2 separate regions of the Homo sapiens genome follow, and region 1 is linked to region 2. The links are chromatin contacts, found by Hi-C or POLR2A ChIA-PET in ENCODE. All regions are on one chromosome and are shown on one strand. The core of a region is the stretch at or near the end of the contact, and the rest is flanking DNA. Distances in the headings are between cores, read along the strand shown. Region 1 has its middle 230 kb from the start of GRB14. Region 2 has its middle 390 kb from the start of FIGN.

The links. A loop is a pair of places that touch in the nucleus more often than their neighbours do. ChIA-PET counts read pairs that join two places held with the same protein, here RNA polymerase II (POLR2A).
Region 1: a map of PC-9 shows a loop between it and region 2 (5-fold over the local background). The contact joins two enhancer-like sites. A Hi-C loop is called at or near these places in 1 of 168 maps with a recorded cell type or tissue (PC-9). POLR2A ChIA-PET finds 5 or more read pairs at or near these places in 1 of 52 experiments (PC-9).

The regions. Positions count from the first base shown.
Region 1 is chr2:164,386,683-164,391,666 of GRCh38, reverse strand. No RefSeq gene overlaps it. Among named protein-coding and RNA genes, the nearest start is that of GRB14, 230 kb to the left of the region's middle. Within about 2 kb of position 3,011, at least 2 of the 41 ENCODE cell types and tissues checked have a DNase peak (open chromatin) inside an H3K27ac peak, as active enhancers do; they include PC-9, where a contact is called at or near this core.
Region 2 is chr2:163,344,169-163,349,964 of GRCh38, reverse strand. No RefSeq gene overlaps it. Among named protein-coding and RNA genes, the nearest start is that of FIGN, 390 kb to the left of the region's middle. RefSeq lists enhancers at 725-894, 1,387-1,986. Within about 2 kb of position 1,829, at least 33 of the 41 ENCODE cell types and tissues checked have a DNase peak (open chromatin) inside an H3K27ac peak, as active enhancers do; they include PC-9, where a contact is called at or near this core.

The sequences.
Region 1 (4,984 bases), core at 1,762-4,261, 1.0 Mb before region 2:
CTCTTTTTCATCCTCTGTTTTGACCCTCTTCAAAAGAGCCAAGAGAGTGGACCAGGATTCTGACCAGGGTCAGGGTGATGGCTTGTCTCAGCAGCTTGATGTCTGGGTCTCATCTGGGGACTAAATGGCTGTGGATGACTCAAAGGCTGGGCACTGGAATTTTCTTGGGCTTCCTCCATTACATGGTTGGCATTTGGACTGAGATGACCTATAGACTGAGCTCACTTGGGACCGCAGATCAGAACACCTATGTGTGGCCTCTGTTTGGTTTGGGCCTCTCAGAGCATGGTGACTGAGTGGTGACAGGGTGCATGCTGAGAAGGAATATCTGGAGAGCTAACTTTTCAACAGACAGAAGGCTTCCTTTGACATAGCCTCGAAAGTCACACATAACTTCACTTTTGTCGTGTCCTGTTGGTTTTAATTGAGTTGCTTAGGCTGATCCAGATTCAGGGAGAAGGGAATTAGCCTCCATCCCTTGATGGGAGAGTAACAAGGTCATACTGCATAGCTAAATTTGGGATGGGAGATAGTGCTATAAGAATTACTGGAAAATGCAATCAGTTACACTCAGCATCTTACTTAGTGGGGAGATAGTAGAAGTATACCTGCCAAAGTCAAGGCAAGATGCTTCCCATCTTCACTAGTCTTTAACAGGGGATTGGGGATTTTTGCCAATGTAATTAGAACAGAACAATTAAAGGTAGCATATGAACTGAAAAGGACTATCTCGCGCATGTGCATGTGCGTGTCTGTATACAAAAGAGAGAGAAAAGAAGTAAATATGTACAAAATTAAGATGGAGGTTATATAGATGCTCACCGACATAAGGAACTCAAGAGGTGCACATGATTGTTCTAGGCATACAGAGTGTATATTAAAAGTAGGCTTGATCTATGCCCTGTAGATACCTATAATCTAATAAAATATGCAAAAAACAGACCAAATATACAATCAACAAAGCAATGTAATTATAATTTTTAAAAATACCTCTTTCAAGAAGCTGAGGTGTAATTACAGATGTTCCAAATACAAAAACCTTCTGAGAAGAGGCAAAGCATGAAGGAAATTGTAAGAACACGTATGAAGTGGCAAGCAGGAGTAAAAAAGAAATGTAGACATGAGGACTAGTTTGGGAAGAATGCAGCTATTTGTGTGAAAAGTACTGGGTAGCAGAGTTGGTAGCTTGAGCTCATGCGTACCTGAAAGAACATTTCAGACAGCTCCATATGCTTCCATGTGGGGCGAGAGATTGAGGAAGGGGAAGGGATGCATGTGGAATATCAGTTCCCTCTATCTCAGTTGTTATTCTGTTCAAAAGTTTGCAGACGTTTGAGATCAAAGGTGTATAGTAAAAGTAATAATAATAATAGAACTAACGTTTATTAAGCCCTATTGTGTACTAAACATTGTGCTAAATAAGAAATGCTAGGCTCAGTGCTCCTAGTGTTATTTTCCACTGCACAGCTCCTTCTCTGAAAATTCACATGGCCTCTACACTGTCACAGAAGCCTGAGTAGAGAGCACACAGGGGGCTGAGATCTCCCTCCCAGTCAGTGATAAGTGGAGGGGTACACTGTGACCCACCTCCCATCTGTGTCCGAAATCCAAAGAGAAACAGAGAGCTCAGTGGGTATTATTGTACATGCCCTTTTCATTAGCATTCAGTTTTGGTCTGTTGCTTATGATGAGATAGGACAAGCATTTTCAGGGTGCTCCATTAAATTTCTTCCTAACGCCTGAATCTCTTCATGATAGTGGGAAGATAAGATGCCCTTGTCCTCAATGTCCTTTTATTATTCACTCTAACCTGGTTCTCAAGTGTCTCCATTCACCCATTCTGAAGCCTTCTTTTCCTAATCTTTGTAGATTATTTCTCCATTTTTTGAAGACCGGGTAGTTGGCTCTTAAATGTTTCCTGCGGTCCTTTCATTTCACTGAATTTTAAATATTTCAGCCAATTTGAAGAGTTCATAATGATGAATAAGATTAAGCTTGGAGCTTAACCTTTTGAAACTGGGTGACGCGTTAACTCGGCTGGAACGCTGGTTAATTTAACAGCAGGAGTTGAATTAACTTGTCACAGCTCTGCCATTGTTAAATTTCCTGCTCCTGATCCTTGTCCCAATCTTGCACAGCTTAGTTGTCCTGGGACCAGAGGATGAGCTGGGGTGAAGAATAGGGTGGAAATGGGAAAGGAAAGATGGCTTGCCTTGTTAGGTTGTAGCAAGGTGACCAGAAATGGCCAGATGAGGTATTTCTTTCAGTTGGGGAAGACTAGAAAGGGAGAGGAGAGGAGAGGAGAGGAGAGGGAGGGAGGGAGGGGCTTGGAAACTAAATGGCGATGCAAGGGAGTCATGGAGGAGTGTAAAGTGATGAATAGAAAGGAGATGAGATACAAAAGAGAGGCTTATGTTAAGAAGAGGCAATGGATGATGTTACATGATTTCCTGGGAATGCATTACATTTTGTGCATTTGAAGTTGTTAATATTGGCAGTCTGGTGCAGAAACAAAATTATCTGCTTAAAAATATTCCTTGCACTGGGCAAAAATGAAATTGTTGAAACATTGGAATAATTTCTGACATGATCTCAACGACAGAGATGTAATTCTAAACTGGGCTTAGCAGAATTATTAATTTTGCATATTTGCAGATCCTTGTCAAATATTTTGGCTTGATGCAATATAGTCAGGAAGCAGGTGTAGGGGAGAGAGTAAAGAAGTAGACGAATTAGTGAGGGAAAGCTAATCAGGGAACAGTGAGTCAAAGGTGGGTGGGCAGAGGTAAGAGCATAGCATTCTTTTTTCCAGGGAGGAGTGCAGAGAGGGCTTTTGTGGAAGTTGGGGGCAGAAAGCAGGATGGAAGCAGCTATAGCAAGCATGTCTGCACAGCTAACTTCCCCTTAAACAAAGTAGAAGGCGTTGCTGGGCTGGAATGCTCTGTGCATGTGTTGCTTGCCCCATGAGTCACTCTCAAATATGCATTCTCTCAGGTTTGCTATTCATTCTCAGACAGGAAGCTCTGTGCAGTTAAATAAGCTCCTTGGTTTTCAGGGCAGAGGCCTAATGACACCGGAAATGCAGGCAAAATGACCAGACTGCTTCTAAGCCACTTTGAGGTCCATCAATAGAGATCACCTAGAGCCTGTCTTCCTTTCAATTGTTTCAGTGGTGCCTTAAAGTAACACCTAAAGCACATTTTCTTTTATTTGTATGACTTTGTTTCAGGGCTCATGTTATTCCACAGATGCTCTAACAGGTTTTCAACTTCCAAGGTAGTTGCCCGAAAAGATGGTTGGCTGTTCAGGAGCCTAACTAGTGCTCAGTAGCTGGATCTGAAGCGGATTACTAAGGATTCCAGGGCCTTTTGCTTCTGTCCAAAATTACTTTAAGGTATAGCTATCAGATGGCTGGGCTGTGTCTGATGGATCAAGAGAGTGAGGCTGGTGGAGAGAAGGTGAGAGGGATAAGCAGGAGATAGAGGACAAAAGGAAGATTAAAAAAAGTGCAATAAGAGAGGAAAAGAGTGAAGAATTTCTTTAGTTTCAGTATAGAAACTAAACTCTCATGGCATTTTAAATTCATCAATTGCTGCTAAAAGGCACAAAGAAAGTTTTAAATCCAGGTATCTAGAGATCAATGCACTGCAAAGTAACCACAATAGAAGAAATTGAATGAATTAGTGGGTAGGAAAGTATTATCCTTATATGGCAAGAGCAGTTTGCTGAATGCAGTGCTTGTTTTGCTTCAGACATTCCAAACAGAGGTACTGATGTTGGTGAAGGTGGGGCAGAATTTGGGGGTATAAATTTGCGTAGTAGTTAATACTGCAATAGTGTTAACTACACATGGCCCCTTTACAACAGTGATAAAATTTTCATTTTTCTTGTTTAGAGTCGGGCTTCACTCTATTGCCCAGGTTGGAGTACAGTGGTACGATTATGGCTCAATGTATCCTCCAACTCCTAGGCTTAAGCAATTCTCATGCCTTAGCCTCCCAAGTAGCTGGGACTACAGGTGTATGCCACTTTGCCCAGCTAGCTTTTTTTTATTTTTAGAAATGGGGTCTGGTTGTGTTGCCCAGGCTGGTCTTGAAACTGCAGTAAAATTTAAAAATGTTTATCACCATCCAAAAATTCTATAATTCTCAAAATAAAAATAATAGTTAGTGAAGGTGAATTAGCTTTGCTCTCTAGCATAAGGATTTAGTTTTTTTTTCAAGTTCTAAGAGATCTTTAAATTATTTGGTTTCTAGAGTAATTAAGGGCAGCCCTATGTAGAACCTCTATAACTATCTTGTAACATATTGCTTCTCAATTTTATTTGGAATAACCTGAGTTTGGACTTAGTATTTCTGTTAGATAATGAAGATAAAATAAGGAAAATTTAGATTAAAAAGAAGAGGGGCACAAGAATTTCCTGAGACCTATCAGACCTGTCATTTCAGATGACTAAAGTAGTGATTTCCAAACTATGTTTCATGGAATAGTACATGAAATGGCATTTCATAAAAAATACATTCCAATACTTTATTACTGCATATCTTCAGGATGTGGCAAAGAACTCTCCAAATGTATTGACTATGGAATCACTTTTTTTTGGTCATAGAATACTAATTCCTACATTTTAGAACAGGGCTATTCTTTCTAAGAATATTACAGTCATTCTTCCACTGAGTTTCCATGACAGGGCTCAGAAATGACTTGGACATACAGCCTATTCGGAGAGAGGAGAGAATTCAACATTCTCAGTCCCACCAGTGTTATTTGATGCAGTAGGTCCCACATGAGACATATTCAGCTATTTGTGTCATGCTAGCGTGGGCGTGACCCTCAGCTTGGAGTGGCTTTTATTTGTGGTGGACAGTGTCCGAGGAACTTTATGAGTACAAGTTAAAGAAGTGGCATGGTGTTGCTACCAGGAAAACCAAGTCTCGAGGTTTCCAGGTTTCAATGTGCTGAGTGCACCTTTTACAGCTACAAA
Region 2 (5,796 bases), core at 580-3,079:
TGTTTTGGAAAATTAGTACTTAGCTAAGCTCCAAGGAAGAAAGCATTTTATTTAGTAATAGTTCAAATAATGCAGTAAAAATGTCTCTCTGTGCATTTGAACTGGCCCTTGTGGCCTGATTCAGTGTTTTGCCCATTTTCTCGGCTTTTTGAGCTTCGCACTCACAAGAAATTGTACAAAACACTTAGCACTATTTTTTTCATAGCTGGTAATGGGGCTTTCACCGCACAAAGGCAAGGAAAAATTATTTGGAAAGGTGAACAGGCTTTTAGAAAAACTAGAAAACACTCCTCATACATTTTAGGCTCAGCTTTCTGCCCCTTTCTTGCATGTTTTAAATCTAGCCACTGGGATCCCTGAAATAATATGCTCCTTAATGTTAAATACTGAATATGATCATTCATAACTGGTCCACAAAAACAAATTTCAGAAAGAAGAATGGTGTTAAAGGAAGATGACTATTTACTGATAGTTTTCTTTTTGTGCCTATGTAAATAAAATATATTTATCGCTTTGTTTATTTATCAAACTATCTCAGAATTCACATATGCATCACCAAAAATGTGGCTTTCGGCTCTTTTTGTAAATAGGTCCTATCATAAAGATTTTTAGAAGTTTTATCTTGTACAAAAAGGCAGTTTTCATCAGCAACGCGGCCATCTGTTTAGTGAAAATAGAGCTAGTTAGTGAACTGCAGACTGTGTGTGTGCGTGTGTGTAGAGGAGGTGGCAGTGAGGGAGTAGAAGGTCAAAGGGTAAATTCCAATTGCTGTGACATATTTTTATGAGCTGAATCATACCCAGCTTTTAGCCTTGAAAGGGGAAGAGGATCTTAGAAAAGGGAAGTCACATGCAAGGGCAGGTCAGGAAAATCCTCAAGAAGTGCTCTTCCAAATTAGCTGTTGATTGTTCTCCAACCCGCCATATCCATCCGTTTGAATTTTATTTTATTGTCCCAGGACTTGAAAAGATCTGTTTTCTATTACGCGAAACCCAGTTCAAATTTGTGTGGCAAAATATACAGTTATCTTGGAGCATTTATTTCCCTTTTATACCTTTGATACTGTTCTCCTCGTTGGAGGGGATGAGGGGGTGAAGCCTCCTTGCAAGTGGGAAAGGAGGAGGAGACTACGCGGGAGTTCTACCCAGCACGAGGCTGACAAAGCATTGCTACCGCAGGAAGGAAAATGCTAACGGGAGCGGGAGAAAAGACAGGAGGGGCCCCAGGAACCAAGCCTCGTTAGAGACCCTAACGACTCCACCTTAGCCTCCCCTCCCTGCACCCACGCTCTCTGGCAAATGTAGAGGCTATTTCTGCTTTTTACAAGAGGTGCTGCCGGGGTGGGGAAAAAAGAAGAAGAAGAAAAAGCTGATGCTAAAATCAAGGAAGAAACAGCAGAAGGGTCAGGGGCAGCAGTCAAGGCAGAAGCAGCTGCCGTGGCCGGCCCAGCCACAGTCATCTCAGTCCCAGCGGCGCGGCAGCCAACAGCGGCCGCCGCGGCGACAGCCCGAGTGGCAACAGCTGTGGGGAGGCTCGACTTCTTCCCTACGCCTGTCCGCGCCAGGAGTCAGAGTAGGGAGTCCCTATCGCTCCCATCTTCTGAGCAAGCAAATTCTTCTCATTCCTTCACTCGCGCCTTCTCAGCGTCAGCTGACCCGCTGCTCCCTCCCTTGCTTCGGGGATTGGCGCAACTGTCCGCCCCCACCGCACCGAGAGGCACGCGAATGACACCCGGGGTTGTTCTAGTAGTAGTAGGTGGGCCTGCGGCTTCAGGAGTGCGTTTCCTGAGCCAGCCAGACCTGGGCCTCTTCGGCCTCTATCACCCTGTTGGCTGAACAAAATGCCCGAAGGCGTTTTGGTGGTGCGATTGCCAGTGACTAAACAGGACCTTAATTTTCAAAGTTGATGGGGACAAACCCAGGCATAACTGGAGAGGGTGACCATTTCCAAGGCGTTGAAAGAAGACGAACAAATTAGGCAATTTCAGTATTATCAGAGACAGCATTATGACCCTTTTTGTTGTAAAAGGAACATAAATGTAGCTACAGATTGAATGAAGTTATAGGCCATAAAAGGGCAGGAGAGAAAAGGGAAAAGATAATAGGCACTGTCCATTTGAGCCTGTTACACTTACTGTTTCAAATCTATTCAGCTAGTGTTAGTGACAAATACATAATTTACCGGCAATAATAAATGAGGGAAGGAGTAAGGATAAATATTATGGAACGCAGCTGTGTGTTTAGAATAGTGACAATTGCTGTTTATTTGCTTTTCACTTATGAAAATTACACAGGGCAAGGTCATATGTGAGACATACATCTTTATATTATTTTTTCTCATATTTTTGAAAGTTAGGGTGAGTGGAAGCATTCAACTTTATTTTCCTTATTTAGATAAGCAAATATCAACAAACCTTTCTTAAAAGTGTAGATTTCTTTCTATTAAATACTTAGGCAAAACTGATTGTACTTTTTTTTGGCATTTAGAGCCATCTTGTTTACCTTCAGTAAGGTTATCTTATAATGATTGCTAAATTCTATCCAAAAGCTTATAATATTTCATATACGTTAACTTTAGCTCTCCCATTAAATTATGTATTTCTTTATGTACTTGGGCTTTTCACGAGGATTTTAGGCACATTATTCACTTGCTGGAAAATTAAATTGATTTATGTTTTTCCTCTTCTGTTTTTAAGTATAAACTCTTTAAAGGCAAAACTGGGGGTTTCTCCATAGGCCAGAAACTACTAGACTCACAATGATCCTTATGTAGATGCATTTTTGGTTGGACCAAACAAATAAGTTAAACTTCAAATTTTCAGTTTGTACACTTAGGGTAACTGGTTTCAATTAAATGGGGAAACACTTTTTTTTTTTAATGTTAAAGAACTTAGTGCCTTAAATTTGAAGAGGTAATTATTTGATGTGGTAACAAAAGAATATTAAAGAAGTAACAGTTTATTTTGAAATTTCAAAATGCATTAATTTTATATTTTGATTATTTGAAATGGAGTGGAATATTTACAAGTAAGATTGTATAGTCACATTAATAAATGTGATCAAGTTATTAATTTATATTAGAAAAACAATTATACTACATTTAGATAAATTATTTTACATAAATTTCAGCAACACTTTGAAGCATTTTATAAAAATTTGAAAAAAATTTCTTAAAGACAAGTGAATTGATTGTCAGATAGATCATTGTAATGTTTTTTCCAATGTACTATTAAGGAATTTTTATAAAATGATATATAAGATTAAATACAAATTTATATTTCATTAAGAATATTTTTTCAATAAAAGAAGAAGAAGAAAGCATTTATATATCTGTGGTGAGTTGGGTTAATATAATTTTTGTGTCTGATTTCATTTAGATATTTTATATTTTTATTCTTTGATTTTAGGATTTTGGTGGTTTTTTTGAGGTTTCACTTAATGTATACATAGGGTTTTATCCCTTATTGTCTCTTTTCATTAGAGAAAAATCAAAGATTTATTGACTCATGAGTTGATCATAATTTGTTATATTATTAAATCATTAATCTTTTCTAGATACAGCAATATTGCATGAAATTCATATTACAGTATTTTTATAAAATAACAAAATGAAAAACTGATTCATATAAAAGAAACAAACTTTTGCATCACATAGTTTAAAAATATGCATCATTTAAAATGTAGACTAAAATTGTATTTTATTTCTTTATAGTCAAACAAAAGCTCTCTGAATGAAGATTCAGGAAGAGATTTCTCGAGCTTTCTCTAAATTCAAAGTGCCCTCTACTGTCAAAAAAGTGTACTGCTCTGGAAGAGAAAGTGACAAATCTGAAATCAAAATCTAGACAGTGAGAGACAGACGGAAGAAAACTACAATAGGTAATGGCGCTGCCTCTCAGCCCTGGGGCGATGCAGTTTGGAATGTTCCATCAGTAAATAGTTACGCTCCCCTTCAAACTTAAAAGTTACATTAAAATTATTTGGAACTTTATAACTGTTGCTAAACTTTTATTTTCTTAGTCTTGCTTTTACAATGAAATTTTACTTTGGTGTTAACATATGATTTACTGTAAAGACTTGAACAATGCATATTGTGGACTACCCGACTAAACTTCAAAATTATGCATACCCAGATGTCTTTACTCTTGAGAAGTATTATTTAGAGGTTCTTTATGTATATATATACATATACAGTATTTTTATTTTTATCTTGGGTTTTATATATATATCAAAAAATAAAATATCATTACTATGACAAAGCTAAATAATCAGTTGATTCAGTGTGTGAAAAGAGATTTTTAGAAAGATCATGTACACAAATAAGGTGTTGCATATTTTGTTCATTCTTAAGAAGGTGTTTAAGCATTATGAAGACAGTCTTAAACATGCTCTGTGTATTTAGGTGCAAGCTTGTTACCTTCTTTTAATTAAATTCAGTGACCCAAAGAAAATTTTGCCGTAAGAAATTCAGGCTATTCCACAATGTTAAGTTGTATTTTGTAACATACTGAAAAGTAATGAAATTTAAGTTTTGCGATGGATATAGGTGAAAAATTTTAGAAATGTTTACTATGTTTTATCATATTAAAAACCATAATATGTTAATAAATGCAGATATGTTAATACAATATTAATATGTTACAATATATTAACAATGAGATAATTCTGATTGAATTCATAATTTTTATAATAATGCCAATAATTTGAAGTTAAATTAAAGAGGTTCTGACATAATTGAGGTGAGGGAAAGCAAATGATTTGTCAAGTCTCCAACATGTGTAACAGGCCTTGGTTAATTAGCTCCAGGAAATAGTTGGTCTGTATTTTAAGCAAAAGCAAAATAAAGATTTAAATAACTTGGGGAGGGATTTTGTATAAAAATCAAGGGCTATAGATTTTATATCAAATAAATATTGAACAAGTTTGCAGTTTAATCGACTGAAATCTATTAAATTGATCGAATTGATACCTACATATTTGTATTACATGTAGGTGTCAAATGTTATACAGTTTAGTGCAAGAAATAACTTTCCCAGAGGAAGTGAAATTTAGTGTATTTAAGTAAACACAAATAATGGAGGGAGCATGTTTGGCATCTGTATGTTTATGTATCTGCATAAATAACAATCTATTTACAACTTGAAAAAATTTTAGCAGTGGCTGTTGGGTGGGGAGAGCCTCCCTGTTTCCAGTACTTTTCTTCTCTGTTCCTCTTCAGTTCCTCTGGTTGACTATGAACTTTGCCCCACCCCAGATGTCCTTGCTGCCTTCTGTGAGGAAGAAGGGCATTTAACTAGCACTCAACATTAATGCCTTCCTGATAGATGGTTGTAATTAAGAGGGGCTTTTGTGTGCTGACAAACAAACAAATGAACATATAAATGAAAGAGAGAGGCAAAATTCAGCCCAAAGCAGTGGTTCTCTGGTGGTGGAATTTAGAGGCAATTTGGAGGAGAAACTTGTTGGGTAAAATAACATTATATGCCATTGAAGTTTAGGGTTGGCTTTACTGTCACAAACAGCACACCAGTCTTCTCAATTGTTTGAAAAATCTAGCACATCCAGTATACCTAAATATTTCCTCTGGTTGTTTTCAGTACTTTAGGGTAAATCAATAAACACAAGTATGTACATGAACCTAATTTCTTTTGAATCACCAGTTCCCTTGATCAGTGCACAATTATTTTCCACTCCTTGAAAACGAACTTTCATTTGTAATATTAATCCTAAATTTAATAAAAATGTGCCCATATTACTAAAAGTCTATTGATATGGTATATTAGATGGCCAATGAAAG